Regions from separate parts of the Homo sapiens genome. Here all the other regions are linked to region 3. Evidence: chromatin contacts called from ENCODE Hi-C or POLR2A ChIA-PET data. All regions are on one chromosome and are shown on one strand. Each heading gives the region's core, a stretch centred on a gene start or an enhancer-like site at or near the end of the contact. The rest is flanking DNA. Distances are from core to core; before and after follow the strand shown. Region 1 holds the start of POLA2 (DNA polymerase alpha 2, accessory subunit). Region 2 has its middle 4.4 kb from the start of CDC42BPG. Region 3 holds the start of ESRRA (estrogen related receptor alpha).

Region 1 (3,021 bases), core at 128-2,627, 960 kb after region 3:
ATATTGTCTTACGCCCAATTTCTGCCTCCAAAGAAAGAAAAAGTAAAACTAAAAGGCAGAAATGAAATCCACAAGCAGACAGCCCGGCCTCACACCCTAGGCTTGGTAAAGATGGACCCCTGACCTAATCAGTTATGTTATCTATAGATTACAGACACTGTATAGAAAAGCACTGTGAAAATCCCTATCCTGTTTTGTTCTGATCTAATTACTGGTGCATGCAGCCCCCAGTCACGTACCCCCTGCTTGTTCAATTGATCACGACCCTCTCAGGCGCACCCCCTTAGAGTTGTGAGCCCTTAAAAGGGACAGGAATTGCTCATTCGGGGAGCTCGGCTGGTGAGACAGGAGTCTTGCCGATGACCCCAGCCGAATAAACCCCTTCCTTCTTTAACTCGGGTGTCTGAGGAGTTTTGTCTGTGGCTCGTCCTGCTACAAAGTGATCCGCCTGCCTCGGCCTCCCAAATGCTGGGATTACAGGCGTGAGTGACCGCACCTGGCCTGGGATGGACATTTTAAAGGTTCCTGATACATATTGCTAAATTGTTTTCTCGAAACGCTCTATACCATCCCACCAGCATTGTATGACGCCTACGGTTGAGATTTTTGGCTCAAAGAATTACGGTGTATTTCAAGGGGAGAACCCTCTTCTCATCTTACCCCTAAACTCTATCCTTGAGTGACCTACCTTCACTCCCAAGCCTCCAGTCACCCACTGGGAATCTCTACCTGGAAATCCCAGAGGCACTCAAACTTAACGTGTCCAAAACTAAATTATCCGTCACCTTCCCACCTCATATCCCCCCAAATGCCCCAGATTCAGAAAACATACCCATCACTGTGGCTGGCACCACGGTGATAAGCACGATAATAACCATGGCAACCAGATTCCCTACTGAAGCCATTCTTTTAGGATGAACCAAGGGCACAACAGGCAGAGATGACAAGGGGAATGGAGAAGGGGGTACAGTAAGTTTTAGATAGTCGAAGGCACGCGCACGACAACGCCTGCGCACCACGGAACAGGGCAAAAGGGTGACAAACATGCGCCACTGAGTTTTATCGAGCAGCCGATGCCCAGAAAACAGGCATCCGCACACAGACTCAGTTTCCTTGTAGGCAACTCCCGGGCGTTGCGAGTCACAACCGGCATTCTCGCGCCGTGAGAGAGAACTGCGCAGCTGCTGACTGGCGGGCCGCCAGGCGCGTGCGTAGAGACGCCCACACGCCCGCTGATGCGCACGCGCCCTGGGCCGCGCGTGCGCGCGTGGGGTTCCGGAATGAGCCGGGGAAAGCAAGGGGAAGGTTTGGGGTTGGCTCCCGGTTTCGCGCATGCGTGCACTGCACAAACCATTTGGCGGGTTTTTCCGGCCACTCAGTTCTGCCACCGTCACTGAGAAGCTCAGCGGTAGCTTTTGGGAAGCAGGACGTTCTCACCAGGAGAGCGTCCTCTCGAGATTTCTGCTCCCTCCATTCAGGGCGTTTGGGAGCCACCCCTTCATTTTTTAAAAAAAGTATTTCTCTGTGACCGACGGCCGGGGCCTTCTGACGGTCTGAGGTCTTGCTTGGGCCAGTCACCTCCTGTCACGGTCCGCGGAGGGGGGAAGGATAAGAGGGCGAGGAGCTCATCGCTCGCCACCCCCGTGGGCTTCTTGGGCGCAGGTCGGAGCTGGGTGGGCCGGCTCCCCGGCCCCTGGCTTGGGCGACCATGTCCGCATCCGCCCAGCAGCTGGCGGAGGAGCTGCAGATCTTCGGCCTAGACTGCGAGGAGGCTCTAATTGAGAAATGTGAGTCCCGCACCCCTCCCGCCCTGCAGCCGTGCTCCACGCTCTCGCCCGAGTTCCTCGGCGCCTAGAACCGAAAGTGGAGCGCTTCCAATTTCCACTTCCCCTGGAGCAGAGTTCTCGGTGGCTGTGAGATGAAGAATCAAACTTGAGTTTTGAGATTTAGGATGTGGGGACTTTGAAATGCCCACCGGGTACCGCTTGGATGCCAAATCAAAAATAGGAATATGCAGCACGATTTTAAACCAACTCGAAGTTCCCGAAAGGCGGAATTGGGATGTGCTAGATAGAGACTAGGCACTGGTGGCACCTGAGTTTGGAAATTGTTGAAGCCCCGGTAACAAAGCAACAGATGTGGGGGTTTTGAAATGTAGCTTTTTATTCTTGGCTCCTCCCTTTCCAGCCTACACCTTAAACCTCTGCTGATCCATCAGTTATTTTATCATAGCTGTTGGTGGTCTGTGCAAATATGAATCCCTTGAGGTAGGTTCCTAAAATTGAATTTGAGCTGTGGAAGGAGCTTTAGGGAGCTTTACAGATGGAGAAACAGACAAGGAAAGCTAATTGCCTGAGCTGTCTGTGAAGCCAGGTGTCCTGCCTTGGAGTCCCGTGCTGCATCATACGGGTCCATCGTGTTGGTCAAGCTGTAGAGCAGTGTAAGGAGTCATTTGAAGCAAAGCCTGGGAGATGTGGAAGTTCTAGAATCGGTATGAATGTGCACCTGCCTTAACCACTCAACACTTTGAACTTCTTATATACAAAAAGATAACGAAACGTTAATTTATGGTGAGAAATTCCTTTCAGAAACCAGAATACTTCAAGTCTTCATGCCCAGTGCCTTCTCTCTCTCTCTTTTTTTTTTTTTTTTTTTTTGACAGTCTTGTTTTATCACCCAGGCTGGAGTGCAGTGGTGCAATCTCGGCTCACTTCAGCCTCCGCCTCCCAGGTTCAAGCGATTCTCCTGCCTCAGCCTCCCAAGTAGCTGGGATTACAGGCGCCCGCCACCAGGCCCGACTAATTTTTTTTTGTACTTTTAGTAGAGAAGGGGTTTCACCATGTAGGCCAGACTGCTCTCGAACTCCTGACCTCAAGTGATCCACCCACCTTGGCCTTCCAAAGTGCTGGGATTACAGGCATAAGCCAGCAGGCTCGGTCCTTCTCTTTTTAAAAGAAGACTAGCCAGGTGTGGTGGCTCACGCCTGTAATCCCAGCATTTTGGGAGGCCAAGGCAGGTGGA
Region 2 (2,921 bases), core at 16-2,515, 540 kb after region 3:
GGGGCAGGGCTGGGACTGGCATTCGGCACCTCCCGCCTCTCACACGTGATTCTTTCTGGTCCTTTATTAGTTTTTGTCACATCTGTCTTGTAAGCCTCAATTTCCTTGTCTGTAAAAGGGGGTTGGGTCCGGGCATGGTGGCTCATGCCTGTAAGCCCAGCATTTTGGGAGGCCGAGGTGGGAGGATCACTTGAGCCCAGAAGTTCAAGATCAGCCTGGGTGACATAGTGAGACCTCATCTCTACAAACGAACTTAAAAATTAGCTGAGTGTGGTGGTGAGAGCCTGTAGTTCCAGCTACTCGGGAGGCCAAGGTGGGCGGATCACTTGAGCCCAGGAATTCAAGACCAGCCTGGTCAACATGGCAAAACCCTGTCTCTACTAAAAATACAAAAATTAGCCTGGAATGGTGACACACACCTGCAGTCCCAGCTACTCGGGAGGCTGAGAAAGGAGAATCACTTGAACCTGGGAGGCAGAGCTTGCAGTGAGCTGAGATTGTGCCACTGCACTCCAGCCTAGGTGACAGAATGAGACCATGTCTCCAAAATAAATAAATAAATAAAAATAAAGGGGGAGGGTTGGGCCCCCTGCTCATTCCTTTGCAGCTCCAATGGAAGGAAGTCTGTAAAGGCTCAGTCTCTTTCTGAGCTTATTCCAGCCTTAGCAAGCAGCCAGGCCTCCAGCCCTGACTGCCCGAAGCAGCTCCAGGGCATGGCACCATGTTGGCTCAGCAGATCTGTTTTCTGATCCTGTGGGGCCAGACCACTAGGGCCACAGCAGCCTTGACACGCTCCCCACAGAGCCCTGAGCATGGCACAGCCCAAGGCCCAGCTCACAGGGATGGGTGAGTCTTGACAGGAGACACCCCCGAGAGCCTCAGTCACACCCTGTCCAGGCAGTCAGGCCACCCTCTTTCCTTTCCTTCTCACCAGGGTACCTTCATTCAAATGCCTCCTCCATGGTCGACTACTCCCCAGGTGCAGGAGGGCTCAGCTACCCCCCGCAGCCTCTCACTCATCCCGCAAGCCCCTTGGTACTGAGGGACATCACTAGCTCTCTCACCCAGCTCTGTGGGGAGCACTCATGCTGATAACAGCTTGCAAGTGTAAGGGGCCTCTTGGTAACTTAAAGTGACTTTAGATCTATTATCTTCACAAGGGCCACACTAGGAGAGAGTTATTACCCTCCTTTATAGACTAATGCATGGAAGCTGGGGAGGGAGGTGGTGCCAGCCTTGAGCTCCTTCCTTGAGTGCAGACTCGCCCTGCAGAGGGCAGGTGTGTTGGGGCAGGGAGAGGACCTGAGAACCCAGCATGAGGAAGTGGCAGGGAACCCTGTGTCTGCCCCCAAGGGCATAGCCCTCTGTGGCTGGGAGCCCAGACACAAGGCAGGTTGCCCAGGTCTGTGGCATCCTGGCCACATTGGAGGGCTGCTGAGCCCAGGGTTGGAGCGCCCCCTTCCTCAAAGTCCTGAGAATCAGCCTTCAGGGGAAGGCCTAGGATGAGAGTCTCCAGCCGTGGCCTCGGGAAGCAGCTCCCACCAGATGGTTCTTCAGGGCTGGCAGGAATGGCGGCCGCCCCCTGCCCTTAGCCACTCTGGAAACGTGCACATGGCATAGTGGCCCGCTCCTACCCAGGAGGTCAGGACATGAGAGGCTGGCCTTGGGTCCTGCAGCCCTGCCCGCTGCTGACCAGGCGTGGGGCCTTGGGTAGATCTCTTCCTCACTCTCTGGACGCTGTCTTTTTGTGTATAATGGAGAACTGCACCTGTTCAGGTGTGAGAGACAAATGAGCTTCCCAGTATGGCCACCAATGGCCGTCCCAACCTTTCTCTGAAGGAGCACGGGCGGCAATGTGATTGGAGCCGGGGAGCTCCCTAAGCCCACCCTTGAGCCTCAGATGCCTGGCTCTTATTTGAAGGTGCGTCTGTTGGGATGGCTTTGGGAAGGAGCTGATGCAAATGCTAGGGGTGTGGACCCCCCAGTCCCCCAGCTAGTCCTGGCAGCCCCCTCCCCAACCCCATCTGCCCAGCACCAGGGGCGTGTCCTATGAAAAGTCCAAAGCTCCAAATGGGTGGACATATGGTGGTTTCATCATCCTGGTTTTTCTTCCAAAAACCTTCCCTGCAGTGTTCCAACAAGCCATAGGGGCTCCCACGCTCTGCAGCGGCTGCAGCCCCATGTGGTTTTACAATTATCAGTCCCTCTGGGTGCACAGGAAGCCAGGCCCGAGCCCACTTGGCCACCACCTCACTAGCCTACAGGCGCCACTGAGTCTGGGAGCTGCTTCAGGGAAGGGAGGGGCTGGCCTGTTTTGTTCTGGGTATTGGGTGAGGTGCCCTGCTCCCTGCACCCCACCCGACTAACCTCCTTGGGGTGCTTGGCAAAGGCCGCTCAAGGTGGGTGTCCTCGGGCTCTGCCTCTGTGGGCCACATCTGTTCCTGAATTAAGGCTTGAGGAAATGGCCTCAGTGGGGGAAGAGATCTGGCTAGAGTGGCAGAGCTGGGAGTTGAACTCAGGGCGGTCTCCCCAAGGCTGCCCTCCACGTGCTGCCAGACCTGGTGCGCTTTTAACACAGGAGTGGTGGCCGGATGTTCTCACCTCCCAACTCTCACCACCTTGCTGGCCGTGGCCGGGCAAGTCCTATGACTAGCCCATTTGATTTATTTTATGTATTTATTTTTGAGACGTAGTCTTGCTCTGACGCCCAGGCTGCAGTGCGATGGTGCGATCTTGGCTCACTGCAAACTCTGCCTCCTGGGTTCAAGCGATTCTTGTGCCTTGGCCTCCCAAGTAGCTGGCATTATAGGCGAGAGCCAGCACATCTGGCTAATTTTTGTATTTTTAGTAGAGACAGGGTTTCACCGTATTGGCCAGGCTGGTCTCAAACTCCTGACCTTATGTGATCCACTCTCCTCGGC
Region 3 (3,123 bases), core at 300-2,799:
GGCCCCATAAAAGTTAAAAGCTGAGGGACTGGGCACAGGAAGACCCAGTGGGGGACATGTGGTGATGGGCAGAGGCCTGGGCTCCAGGCTGAGTGCAGCCCCTCTCCAGCTGAGGGAGGCTTTTCTGTGGCTGTTTCTCCACCTGCACAGTGGGATGACCGCCTTGGTGTGGCCTCGACTGCCTCTGGTTGGGGAGTTGTGAGGAGCCTTTGGACAGTGGATTATGTGGGTGAACTTTTGCTGCTGTGGTAGGAAAGCCCAGCGGTGATAAAGGGCCAGCTGATGGCTTAGAGTGGGTGGCTGGTCCAGAAGGTGGGCAAACTGCTCGCTACCACCGCCCTAGTTCAGGCCTGCAACCTCTTCCCTAGCCTTGACCTCATCCATCCTCCACCTTAACACTCAGCACCCTTAGAGATGCAAAGTTCCCCAGGCTAACACAGACCTGAGTGCCCTGCGCTACTGCTACCTCGAATCATCTGCGGTTCCTCGAATCACACATGCGGCGCCCCCTGGTGGGGAGACCTTTCGGTTGCTCACTGCCCTGAGCCGAGCTCTGCCCTCCTCCTAGGCTACCAGTTAGGGATCGGCAGGGACCACTTCCTGACTAAGGAGCTGCAGCGATACATCGAAGGGCTCAAGAAGCGCCGGAGCAAGAGGCTGTACGTGAATTAAAAACGCCACCTTGGGCTCGAGCAGCGACCCGAACCAGCCCCGTGCCAGCCCGGTCCCCAGACCCAAGCCTGACCCCATCCGAGTGGAATTTGAGTCCTAAAGAAATAAAAGAGTCGATGCATGGTCCGTGAGTCAGTGCAGGACAGCCCGCGTGAGGCGGACGCACGTGGCCCCGCCCTTCCCCGTGACCTTCATTCGGTCACCGCAGTGACCTTCATTCGGTCACCGCAGTGACCTTGAGCTTTCTCCGTCCGGGCCCTATCGGCCCTACCTTCCGGGACTCGCAATCCAGGACTTATTGCATGTTTTAAGTCGGCTTCACCCACCCCGAGTTCCGCAGCTCTGTGGGGCTACTGGGTCTACGGTTCGAGTGCTCAGTTGGTGTCGCTTTGGGGGAAGGGGGTAGGGGGAACGGGGCAGCACCTCCCTCCTCGCGACGGCGCGCTAGGCTCCGCCCCTCAAGCATAGGTAGCAGGTCCAGCCTCTCCGCTCGTCCCGCCCTTGCGTTTTCATCTGTAAGTGGTCTCTTGGCTCCGCGACTGCAGCCTGCACCGCCTCGCCCACTCCTCTCGCGCGCAGCAAGCCCCGCCTCCTCCGTTACGAAAGAGCGCTTCTGGCCCCACTTGCTCTCGGCTCTATTGTCCCCGCCCTCCGCGTCTCCGGCCCCGCCCCTCCCAGGGGCCGCGTACGCATGTGCGCCGCAGTGGCTCGGCGGGCTGCGGGGCGGGACCTGCACGAAGGCCCGCCCACTGGCGCTGCCGGCTCCGCCCCGACTCGTCCGGGCGCGCAGGCGCCGCCCGCCCCGCTGGTCTGATTAGCATAGGACCCCGGGCCCCGCCCCCTGCTTTGCATGCGCACGGCCGGCCCCACCCCCGCTGTCAGCTGGAGGAAGCGGAGTAGGAAGCGGCCGCGATGTCCTTTTGTGTCCTACAAGCAGCCGGCGGCGCCGCCGAGTGAGGGGACGCGGCGCGGTGGGGCGGCGCGGCCCGAGGAGGCGGCGGAGGAGGGGCCGCCCGCGGCCCCCGGCTCACTCCGGCACTCCGGGCCGCTCGGCCCCCATGCCTGCCCGACCGCGCTGCCGGAGCCCCAGGTCCGGGGGCGGAGGGGAGCGCTGCCGCGGGGGTGGGCGGGCGGGGCGCGGGGGCCATGTGCGAGCGCGGCAGGGAGGCGGGCGGGGCGGGCTGCAGGCGGGGTCCGACTCTGGGGCCAGTCCGGGCCACGGTTGGGACCCAGTCGAGGGTCGGACTGGTCAGGGTTCAGGCGGGATCCGGCGTCCGAGTCCTGGTGGGCCGGCCTGGGGCAGGATCTGGCTCTGGCTGCGGGTCCTGACTCGGGTCAGGGTTGGGCCTCCGATCCAGCCCGCTCCGGGGCAGGGTTCAATCCCGCATTTGCCGAAGTCCCTGGGGCTGGCCGGGGTGGAAGACGGGGAGGGCTCTATGTCTGGGAAGGGGCTCTGAAGACCACGTGGGGGCGCTCGAAGGGGCCTGGGGCCACCCTCCTCTCTGGGTCAAAGGTCATCGCACCGGCAGGGGAGAACTTCCTCCTCCTTGGCTCTCCCCACTTACTTCCTGATAACCTGGTAGAGGTCTCCCGCGGGCGGGGAGGGGGAGGCGTAGCAACTTTAGGCAACTTCCCAAAGGTGTGCGCAGGTTGGGGGCGGGACGCGGCGCCCCGGGAGGTGGCGGCCTCTGCGACAGCGGGAGTATAAGAGTGGACCTGCAGGCTGGTCGCGAGGAGGTGGAGCGGCGCCCGCCGTGTGCCTGGGACCGGCATGCTGGGGCAGGAGGGCAGCCGCGTGTCAGGTGTGAAAAGCTCTGGAGGTGTTTTCATGAGTCCGTGCCTGTGCGTGTGGATGTGGGGAGACCTAGTGAGAGTGTGTGTGATCATGAGCCTTGACTGAGTTCGTGGATGGGGTGTGCGCTCCAGGAGAAGTGTGTGAGCACAAGTGTGAGCAGGAGTGAGCACGGGTTTGGGAAGGCCGGTGCAAGTGTGAAAGCCCTCAGCAGAGAGCGAGCCTGCGTGGGCTTGTGGGGCTCCTGAGCACCCCGGTGAGTGGAGTGTGTGAACTCGGTGTGAGCACGTCCACTGGCCTTGGGTCTGCTCTCCAATGCAGAATACCCAGATGAGGGCAGGGTCTCAGAGGTCCCCCCAACATCTGGAGAAAACTGGGAAGTATCCTGCTCCTGGCTAGGGATTCCAGGTGGGGTTGAAGGTTGCCTGGGGGCTACGGTTACCCTGCTCCCTGGCCTGGGTGGGAGTAGGGGCTTTCTAAGCCTCCCCCAGGTTCCCAAGGGGGAGACCTGCTGTCAGTTACTGGCCCTGAAGACTCTGTTTCCATGGCAACAGCTAGGAGGGGGCAGTGTTCCTGGGCAGTCCTTCCTTGGACTCTGCCCCCCTTCTTCCCCACTTGCTGGGCTTGGAAGCCTGGCCCTAGGCCCGAGGTTGGGCAAC

What was found. Hi-C counts contacts between places; a loop is a spot of excess contacts on that map. ChIA-PET counts read pairs that join two places held with the same protein, here RNA polymerase II (POLR2A). Pooled maps may share reads with other maps.
Region 1: a map of naive thymus-derived CD4-positive, alpha-beta T cell shows a loop between it and region 3 (18-fold over the local background). The contact joins the promoter of POLA2 here to the promoter of ESRRA in region 3. A Hi-C loop is called at or near these places in 1 of 168 maps with a recorded cell type or tissue (naive thymus-derived CD4-positive, alpha-beta T cell) and 5 of 50 pooled maps. POLR2A ChIA-PET finds 5 or more read pairs at or near these places in 3 of 52 experiments (CD4-positive, alpha-beta T cell, T-cell and activated CD4-positive, alpha-beta T cell).
Region 2: a pooled map shows a loop between it and region 3 (3-fold over the local background). The contact joins the enhancer-like site here to the promoter of ESRRA in region 3. A Hi-C loop is called at or near these places in 5 of 50 pooled maps. POLR2A ChIA-PET finds 5 or more read pairs at or near these places in 3 of 52 experiments (MCF 10A, OCI-LY7 and activated CD4-positive, alpha-beta T cell).

What each region holds. Positions count from the first base shown.
Region 1 is chr11:65,260,585-65,263,605 of GRCh38, forward strand. It overlaps POLA2 (DNA polymerase alpha 2, accessory subunit), which reads left to right and starts at 1,378. Exons shown (of 18, transcript NM_002689.4): 1 at 1,378-1,787. The coding sequence starts at 1,709. RefSeq lists enhancers at 516-1,403, 1,398-1,647, 1,404-2,289.
Region 2 is chr11:64,847,571-64,850,491 of GRCh38, forward strand. No RefSeq gene overlaps it. Among named protein-coding and RNA genes, the nearest start is that of CDC42BPG, 4.4 kb to the left of the region's middle. RefSeq lists an enhancer at 1-38. Within about 2 kb of position 1,266, at least 17 of the 41 ENCODE cell types and tissues checked have a DNase peak (open chromatin) inside an H3K27ac peak, as active enhancers do; they include OCI-LY7, where a contact is called at or near this core.
Region 3 is chr11:64,303,975-64,307,097 of GRCh38, forward strand. ESRRA (estrogen related receptor alpha) reads left to right here and starts at 1,550. Exons shown (of 7, transcript NM_004451.5): 1 at 1,550-1,762. CATSPERZ (catsper channel auxiliary subunit zeta) reads left to right here. Exons shown (of 5, transcript NM_001039496.2): 5 at 569-796. The coding sequence ends at 672. It overlaps KCNK4-CATSPERZ (KCNK4-CATSPERZ readthrough (NMD candidate)), which reads left to right. Exons shown (of 11, transcript NR_133662.1): 11 at 569-795. RefSeq lists a silencer at 1,257-1,766 and an enhancer at 2,177-2,246.